Regions from separate parts of the Mus musculus genome. Here region 2 is linked to region 1. A link is a loop called in an ENCODE intact Hi-C map of the cell type or tissue named here. Cell type or tissue: heart. All regions are shown on one strand.

Evidence for each region. Peaks named below come from ENCODE experiments on the same cell type or tissue, not always from the same donor. Only the 100,000 strongest peaks of a DNase experiment are listed, where the experiment ranks them.
Region 2: a loop joins it to region 1, with 4 times the contacts of the local background. A loop is called at or near these places in 11 of 42 quality-filtered maps.

What each region holds. Positions count from the first base shown.
Region 1 is chrX:169,317,724-169,322,723 of GRCm38, forward strand. It overlaps Hccs (holocytochrome c synthetase), which reads right to left and starts at 2,649. Exons shown (of 7, transcript NM_001331049.1): 1 at 2,253-2,649; 2 at 1,715-1,867. The coding sequence starts at 1,826. It overlaps Gm15246 (predicted gene 15246), which reads left to right and starts at 2,672. Exons shown (of 6, transcript NM_001361166.1): 1 at 2,672-2,974. In heart, no CTCF peak of the experiment used is centred here; a DNase peak (open chromatin) is centred at 2,758; H3K4me3 peaks cover 2,355 bases; H3K27ac peaks cover 1,459 bases; H3K27me3 peaks cover 406 bases.
Region 2 is chrX:169,797,166-169,802,165 of GRCm38, forward strand. It overlaps a transcript of Mid1 not described here. Among named protein-coding and RNA genes, the nearest start is that of Mid1, 80 kb to the right of the region's middle. In heart, CTCF peaks have their summits at 1,929 (motif pointing right) and 2,134; no DNase peak of the experiment used is centred here; H3K4me3 peaks cover 494 bases; H3K27ac peaks cover 509 bases.

The sequences.
Region 1 (5,000 bases):
GATAGTCTCCTTGAGTCAATCCCAAGTTAATGCCCAAGCTCCTAGGGTACTAATCCAGGCAGGTGTGGAGACCAAGAAGCCGGTCTAAGCAGCAGGTGAATGGGAAGGTACTTAAAGATCTGTGTCCCAGAATAAAAAGCCACTTCTGTTATGAAATCCTTCCTTTTTCCAGGGACCAAGAGGAAATTATGAATATCATGAATACTATTATATAGAAAGACAAATTTCTATTTACTCCTTTGGCCTCTTCTACCAGGCCTTATTCCCAAAACTGCACGCAGCTGTTCACTTTAGGAGCGAGAACACAGCTGCTCTATCTCCCTCTGCATCATTAAAAGCACCAATCTTCCTAGAGCATCCATCCCAGATGGCTATTAGAAAGAAAACAGCGTTACAGTTTCCACATCATATAACCAGGAAGCCCTTTAGTCTCCTACAAACACTCACATTCTTACTAATGCAAATAAACCAGGATGACAAGTCTTTAAAATAGATAAAATATAAATCATGCAGAGAACTACTTGAGGAAAGAAGCTCAGAGCAAAGACACACGTGCTTTGTCTGATTTGTCTCAACTTCTAGGAGAAATACTAGGAGACCATGGGATCTGTCCTTGTCCAAGGTCACAGAATTTTCACCAACTTTGCCACTTACTAGCTACATGACTTGAAGTACATAAATTACTCTGAGCTTTAGTTTCTTTCCTTGGCTATAAAACAGTCACACTGGTTTATAGACATGATAATGTAAACTCTCCTGGGCAAAGAATTTTTGTCTACTATATCTACTTCTCTCTCAGTGAAGAAACAAAACCCAGCAATGCTTGTCACAGGATAAGTGCTGACCTCTTGGAGAAAGTTGGCTCGAGGAGAGAAAGAGGAATGGTGACACTGGAAGCATGAGGACCCAACAACATGCACATTCAGTAAGCATACAACACTGTCCCGGTCTCAACTGTCTACAGCAGACATGCACTCATTAAAGAACTGTTTTGTTTCCAGCCTAGCACTGACATAATGCTCTATAAATTCACTTGGTGAAGGCTGATTTTGACCTAGATGAAGACCTTAACAGATATGGGAGTAGTGTATTTCAAACAGCTACACCGAGGTTTATTCAGCTCTGGCACCCTTACTATTTATGGACCAAAGACTCCATGTCTGAGGCTGTATGATGTCTATTTAGCACTATCTAATACCACCCCAGTCTATGTCAGCAGAACCATTTCCTCTCAGTTGTGAGAACCAAAATATGTATTCAATGATGGCTCTTTACATGCATAGCTGAAAGCCACTGATGTAGGCACTGGTAAACTTTGGAAAGACAAGGCTGATTTAAGGAAAAATTGCATAGATGACAGACTGTGAGATATAAAAAAAATTGTTTATGATAATATCTAGTGAGCAGCCAAATTGGACCAGCCCCAGAGTGCCTTAGTCCCGCTTTGCAAGCCTCACTACCAAGCTACAACTCTAGAACTGTGGCTCTCAGCCTGTGGGTTGACCCCTCTGGCAACGCACTATCTCCAACAATATTTCCATGACGAGTCAGAACAGAAGCAAACTTACAGTAATGACGTTGAAAGGAAAATAATGTTGTGGTTGAGTCACCACAACGTGCAGAACTGGGTCAAAGGGTCCAGCATTAGGAAGGTTTGAGAACCACCGCTCTAGAATCACTAGCTTTCTTTTAATTTTCGAGACAGGCAAGTTACCTTTCCTTTGCCCTTTATGCATCGGGCATCCTGAAGGTGGTGAAGCTGGCTGACCATCTGAAGCATTCGAGGCGTTTACTGCAGTAGCAGGAGAAGATGCTGAGGCACCCATGGCTGGAATCACAGGGGTCACTCCCAATCTAAAATACCCAGCTGCCAAAGCAAGAAATCAGATTAAAACGTGGAGGCTAAACAGTTGATATCCCCTTGTTATTCTGATCCTGGCTGGCCCTGGCTTTTTTTCACCATCCCTTGGGAGAGTAAGAGGTAGGGCACTGGTTCGGGGGTGGGGGTGGGGGGTGGTGAGGGGACACTTTGAAAACAGTGCCTCCATTGGGAAAATACCTTGAAGCCTATGCCACCATTTGGGGACCCGTGCCAGAGTCTGGAAACTTGTAAGATGCAACCACGTCGTGAAGACGGGTGTAGTCTTGATGGTGGGGTCCAAGGGAAAATACACTGAACTAGCCTCGAACCCGTGTTCCCAGTAGGGCAGGCGCCTCAGGGAAAATAGGAAGGTTAAAAAAAAAAAAGTCACCAAAACGGGAGGCAAGGAGCGGCGAAGGGCAGGAAGCCACCAGTGTTGCCTTCCCGTCTATGCGCGTCCCACCGGCACCGCGGTCTGCACAGTGCACCGGCTCCAGCCGGACCCGGACGCCGTCCTGTCCCCAAGTCACCTCGCCGACTGTCCCGCGCCGCGCGGCCCCGAGCGCGTCAACCTGCCCAGCCGAACTCACTCGGCAGCCGCCGGCTCCAGCCGAACCCGGGCGCCGCCCTGCCCCCAAGTCTCCGCTCCGACTTGTCCCGCGCGGCGCGGCCGCGAGCGCGTCGAACCGCCCAGCCGAAGTCGCTCGGCTGCACCCGCGGTTTTTCCTCACGCGGGGTCACCGCTAACGTCCGGTCACAGCCGGCGTTCTCGGGCGCCGTTACTTCCTGTTCCGAAGGCGGGACTTCCGGGAGCACGAGGCAAGCTCGCGCTGAGGAGAGGAACGGTCGTCAGGTCGGGCGGATCGCTCCCACCCCCTTCCGCTCCGAGGCCTCGAGCCGCCCGAGCCTTCTCTCCGTCTCCGCCCCTACGTGCGGGGCGGTGTGTTTAAGGGCGGGTCGGTCCACCCCTTCTCGCTCCGCGGCCTATAGGCGCCCGAGCCTTCTCTCCGTCTCCGCCCCTACGGGCCAGGCGGTGTTTTTTAACTCCGCCGGCCGGCCGGTAAGCCGCTCAGGGTGAGAAGTTAGGGAACCGCGGGGTGTCGCTTCCGAGGGGTAAGGCACGTCGCTGTGTTTTTCTAAGTCATCTCCTTAGGTTCTTGAAAGGTCAACTTGTATTTTTTCTTTTTTGGTTTTTCGAGACAGGGTTTCTCTGTGTAGCCCTGGCTGTCCTGGAACTCACTGTGTAGACCAGGCTGGCCTCGAACTCAGAAATCCGCCTGCCTCTGCCTCTGCCTCCTGAAGGCTGGGATTAAAGGCGTGCGCCACCACCGCCCGCTCAACTTGTATTTTTTAATGAACAAGCGATATTTGTGCTTATTTGTGGAATAAAGTGCTATAATTAAGTAGACGCACTTAAACTTCCACCGCCTAGTCCTTTCAAGGACTCTGGCAACCGTTGTGAGTGTACTCCATGGAATTCACAGCCTTCATCTAAGTAGTATATTTCATATTACACAAAGTACGTTTTTATATTACTTGTGTAGGGTAAACCAGCAGATAGGAGATGGTTATTGTATTGGTTAGGTTTTTGTTAACTTGAATGGAGTCACTGTCTTCATCAGACGGCCCAGTGGGCAAGCCTATGGGGACATTTTCTCCATATCTGTATCCGGTACCACCGATGGGCTAGCTTATATTAAGAAAGCAAAGTGAGCCATGGGACCAAGCAAGCCAGTATGTGGTGTACCTCCATGGCCTCCATGGCTTTTGATTCCTTGGTGGCTTCAGGTTCCTGCTTTGAGTTCTGTGGGACCCCATGAAAATGGCCCCCTTTCATATTAATGTGACCATTGTTTAGGTCTTCTTTATGAAGACATTTCTAGGAGCGTTGGTCCACAGCAGACTTCCTGGTACTCTGGATCTTAAAGTGTTATGCCCCCTCTTCAGTGATAGTCTGGTTTTTTGCTAGTCTTTGGTTCTTGTGGGGAGCATTGTCGGTCCAAGTGGTACAACTTCTTCTAAGGCAGTGGTTCTAACCTCTCAAAGCTCCAACCCTTTAATACAGATCTTCATGTTCTGATGATCCTCGCAAGTATAAAATTATTGTTACCACTACATAACTATAATTTTGTTACTGTTATGAATAATAATGTAAATATCTGATTTACAGATCGTGAGCCATAGGTTGGGAATACATAAATCTAGTCTGTTAATTCTGTTTTGATGTTTCTGCGTCTATGATTTCACAGGTAACAACGTAATTGCATAATATATATTATCTATTTGTGTTAAAACATTTTAAAATTTGTGTTATACATTTTTTTTAAATTTTCCTATGTGTTCTACAATTCTTCTCTCGTTCAACATGTTCATGTTGTCTCCACTTTTAAAATATTTAATTCTTTTCCCCGGCCCTTTGGCCCTTTCTAAATTCTATATCCTTCCTCAAAATTCTTTATTGTGTCACAATTATCCATTCTATCCCACAATTATTGCTTCTCTTACACTCTGCCTTCTCTCATAGAGATCCTCATAACCATTTCCGGTTATCTCCCACAGTTCTCACTTTTTAATATAATTGATTAGAAGAATCATACCTTTCTTGTTCCTGAGATTCTAAGGTTTTCCAAGATCGGAGGCAGTAGGAGGTCTCTCTCTCTCAGGATCACGGCCAGAGAACAGAGAATTGGTATGCCTTGGGTATAAAGACAATATCACTAGTTCCACAGCGGGTCAGAGAACATATAACATACCAGGTATTTTAGATACTGCTGGGAATACAAAAGTGCTGAACGAAGGCTTTGTTCTTTGGGAATCTGTATTCAAATAATTTAAAGATCAACTAACAGTACACTTCATCTAAAGAGATACTCTAAATCATGTTTGATTTTAAACATTATTTGATAGAGATTGATGGGGGGGAGACTGATAGTGAAAACTTGATTGAAGAAGAAATTTCTGTTTGGAGCTATTTCAAATACATTCAGGTTTCACTACAGATTTGTACAGAAAAGGTCTTGTAACAAAGAAATATTTGGTTTTATGTGTCTGTTAGCCATGACCATGGTGCTTTGAAAAGTTCCCCCAGCTTTGTTAGATGATGGGGGTTTCCTAAGCAATTAGCATTCCAGAATCGAAA
Region 2 (5,000 bases), 480 kb after region 1:
CCATGTTTGAGATTTTTGGGGCTCAAATACAGACACAGCTGGATTTATTGATGGAACTTTGCCACCTCCAGTGTCTCAGTGAAGTTATCCTTAAGTGAGAGAGAAAAAAATGTGGTTATTTTTTATTTCTGTATTCAGAAGTGAATGACTCACATTTCCGGGAAATGTTCCCTGACTTGTTTATGTAACACTATGGATTTGGAGTTCACAGCCATTGTTTAAGCACGGTGAGGCTGTAACATAATGGAATGACCTCCTTAGAAAATGAGGTGATCCAATGAAGCCTTGTCATGATTTCACATGACAGCTTAGATGCAGCTCGCAGCAGGCACATGAATTCATGATTGCTTCTGATTTTTAAAGTGCTAGCATTTTTTTTCTTTAGGATCCGTAACATAGTAGAAATACAGTGTACAATTCAATACTTAAGCTGTTGTGTATGAAGAGCCATGTTTGTGAATTAAGGAAGCACTGAAATCGTGATGGCATAGTCAACGTCACCTAACAGGACTGATGAGAACAGTGAAAGCACAAGGTGAACCAGATGGCAAAACGAGAAACCCAGCTATGTATTTTACTTGCCTTTCCATTGTTCTATAGAGCAATAAGCATAAAAGAATATTTCTGAAAATCTCAGCTCAAGTGACACTCCATATATGATCCATGTAAGGAATTTTCCAGAAGGAAAAGATCGTGCCATTATTTTCTGAACTACAGCACATGTAGGTCTCTTTACTATATTGTTGCTTGGACATACATTTTCCAAGTTCTCAGGTATAGGTACCAAACTACATACATTACTGTATGAACACCATTTTATTCGGCACTCATAAGCAACATGTACAATCAGTATATGTAGAAGACATTATATAACTTATAGAACCTAGAAAAAATTGAAATATAGTGTCTTTTTTTATAAAAATGGTAATTCCAAATAGTGATAACAAAGTATAAAATGGAGTTCAAGGCCCTTCATGGTGCCCTGTGCAATTTCCGCAGGGGTAACATCTAGAAGTTTACCTCTCACATGAATAAAAAATGAATACACTGCTTAGACATTCAGCTAATCAACCAGAGGCCTAGTCTTGGCCTCTGTAATCATGGTTTGGTATTTTAACTAAGTTACAAAACACAGAAGATATGGTTTAATTCTTTGTCTTTTTTAAATGCCTTCAGAACTTTTGGTTCTTTTTTATTTAGTTCTTTTATTTAAATAAGTGGTTCCCTTATAAGTTAGTGGACACCATTGAAGATTGCCCAACCAACAGTCAGCTTTTTAACTGAAGTTTGATCAGCATGCATTGTGTGTCCACAGCCCTCATTTTACTGGAACTTAGCCACTTTACCTTACAAGTAGTTAAGAATTCTGTTGTATACCCAGCACTGAGGCAATTGGAAGACGAAATGGTGCCTTCAACGAAATAGCACAATTATCCTGAATAGGCTCAAATCACGTTTTAAAAACTTACTACCAAGCATTTCAAGGGAGAATAGGAATGTCAGTGTGATGTGTGCTTTCTGTGACAAATTTCTTATGTGATTTCTTTTTTTAATGAGAAAGGAGTGTCACTTGGGGGCATTCTTCAGCAAGGCTTATTTATGCAAGTTGGAGAGAATGGTACTGTACAAAAGGCAAATTTTTCCCTGGAAAAATTCAGGCACTGGAAATGTGGTCTTGTCCAGATAGTGAGAAAATAATTGTCTCCAGGTTTGATGAAGGGTTTATAGCACTAATGTTCTAGGATGAAATACAGCTGGTTTCAGATTCCAGTGTCAACTCAAAATCAAGCTAATTTCATGTGGTTTGGGGTTTTTGCAACTACTTTTTTGTAGAGTACTTGTAGGGACGTTTTGTTCCAGAAACATCCTTGGGAATACCCCATCCCACCCCAACCAGAGTAATTACTCCAGTTCCAGATGAAAATTTACCAGACGGCATTACTTATACTTCCCAGCAGAGGGCACCATTATACCTTCATTGATTCTCGATGTCGCCACGAATTCAACAAAACTCTCCCCCGCCCGCCCCCCCCCCCCCCCACTCACTTTGTTTACGTCCTCGACCCGAACACATAATCCTCAAAAAGTAAAAAAGAATAGGAAAAAATACATTTCTGCAGAGGAGCAGCTTCTGTGGTTCTAAGAGGGAGGTCTTTGTGTCGTTAGAGGTGCTGGGGGATTAGATTCTGTCTACAAAATTGAATTCCAAGATAGGCTTGGTGCTGGCTGTCTGGCTGCCTTGCTTCTCTTTGTTCTTGTCCCTTTCTATGAAATGTTTCCCATTCATCCCAGAAAGTTTTTTTCTGATGAAATTTATGTACACATAAACTAGTAAAATAAGGTAAATGTTAATTTTCCCATTGAAGGCTGGGAGCTCATGAACCTAGTGTTTGGGATGATGGGACATCTTTCAAACATTAAGTGTAATTTTTGCTGCTTTCAAAACCAGTTTGGTGGAGGAAATCAGTTCACTAATTTATATTTGTATGTTATTCCTCAGCTGTGCATATGACATTGTATTAATTAATCTTTAATTCACACTAGAGAGAGCTGTGCTAATTATTTAAAAAAAAATTAGTCTCATGCAAAAAACTTGTATAGGAAATATCCTATTTAGCACAAGGAACCCTTTATTACCCAACTTGATTTTTGAGAAAACATTGGTTTATAATCCATGCTAATTAAATTATTTTTTAAGTGGCAAGATTACAGTATACAAAGCAGAGTATCATGTCTTGATTTAAATAAAATTAGAACAGTAAACACTTTTTGAAATTATCATATGTTAGTGGTATAATTTTTAAAACAAGCTAGGCATTCTACATATTGTCACTAATTGCTTTAGTAGTTATTTTTCTCCTTTTGTCTGATGATATTGTTCCCTTATGTTAACATTTTGGCAGACTCCTTGAATATAAAATATTTTTCAAGCCTGACTAGACATTGCTTCATTTTTCATTCTTTTTTCATTATGTTTGGAGTATTATCAAAGGAAGCTATTGGTATTTTACATGCAGCCTACTTTTATTCGTTCTGTCTGTAAGCATGAGATACAATTAAATTAGCAACACTACTAATTCAATTGAAAAAAAATGTGTGGTAGGATGTTCCAGACTTGATTAACAAAAATACATCATGTGCAAATAGAGGCTGAATCTATGTTACTTCTCATAAACTTATTGACGTGGATGCTAAGGTGCTAGGAGATGTCTTGATCTCCAGGCTCAGCAGACAAATGTAACACGGGGCTCTGTCTGAAACAGAGGCGTTAATGCCCTCTCTTGTCTAGCTTCAATCTGTGCTCAGCTTTCAACTGTGCCTCCAGGAAGATACGTTGCTTCCAGGGTTATTTAGGATCCTATTAAGGAGCACAAAAGAAGGCTTCCTCTTACTCTTCCACTGTGTTTTAAATTTTCTTTAAGAATAGATGTTTCAAAAAGTAATGGAGAAGCATCTTGCTTTGGAGCTTGTTAAAGGGACATTTACCAGGGTGTAAAATTCCAAGTGCTCTAAATGCCTAGCCAGATTTGCACAAATGTGTGCTTTTCTACACTCTTTCCATCATGTTTCCAAGGTGCACAAAGGATGACCTTGCACAAGGATGCATTTTCAAAGCTTGACACTGAGGTGAGTTCGCAGGTAACTAAACTGAGCTACTGTTCTCTTTATAACCAAAAGACTGGCTGTGCTGAAAATATTTTAAAAGCAGGCATTCAATCACCCCGGGTCTGAAATCTGACAAATGGAAACATTTAGATCTAGAAATCTTTGCATGGTTTTAACTACTGGTCTTGAACTTTATAGATTTATGACATCATTGCCAATACCAGAATCAAGATAAAAAGCAAAAATTCCTAGCACAAACATTTAATCTGTCAAGCTTAGGGAAGCTTGCTGTTCTTTAATTCCTTTATACTACATCTATTTATTTTGTTGATGGGAGAGGGTTACAATACTGCATGGGGAAGTGGGAGTACAACTTGTGAAAGTCAGTTCTCTTCTATCATGTAGCTCTCAGGAATTGAGCTCAGGTCCTCAGGTTTGACAGAAAGTGCCTTTGGTCAATAAGATACCTCAGTGACCTTATCTTCATATTCTTGAGTGATTCAAACTTAGGACTTCTTTAAGAAACCCTTGCTATCTGTCCCTTTGCATTCCTTCCCATAACTCTTTAGCTAAAGCAATGGTTTTGAACTTATCTATGATGTCAGCACCACCTGGGGACATAATCAGATCCTTTCTGATTTCTCAGGTCTAGAACTGGACCCCACCACTTCCACTTTCAGTGAGTTCTCAGGTGACGATGAAGGTGGCAATGAATTTGATAGGGAAAAGATAATCAGAGAACCACTGAGGTACATTCTGACAATACAGCAGCCTCTGCTTCCTTTGAGACCTTGTTGAAAATTGAAATACTCCCAAGGTATTGCACCTCTTATAGAAATTCCTTGCTCTGAAAATGAAGACATCTATCTATCATTAAGCTAAGGGAGACTTCAATCTTGTTAAGATCTCATGTGGTCATGCCTGATAATAATGTTTAAAATAATTACTCAAATTTTGAATTAAAAAATATTGAATTAGAAGTTCATCAGCTCAGAGTGTCTCCACATTGACATTATTGACACTTATATCTAATTATTCTTTAGTGTATAAAGTTGTCCTGCATATTGTACAGCAGCATCCCTAGCCTGTATGTGCCAGATGTGATGCCAACTTCACAACATGCATACTCAGGCTATGGTAGCGAAAATTGTTCTAGACATTGTCAAACATCACTTGCAAGGAGAAAAGCCATCCCTATTTGAAAATACTTATGTTATATTATTTTCAAATTCATTAAAGCAGGGTACAATCATATGAACATGCCACTGTAACTCCTTTGAGATTCCCTTTCAACATTTAATTTGTGCAAATCTTCAGACTGTGCATATCACATTTTACTCCTTTGACTCATCTATATATAGATGTTCCTTATCTATTCATTTGTTGCTTTTCTT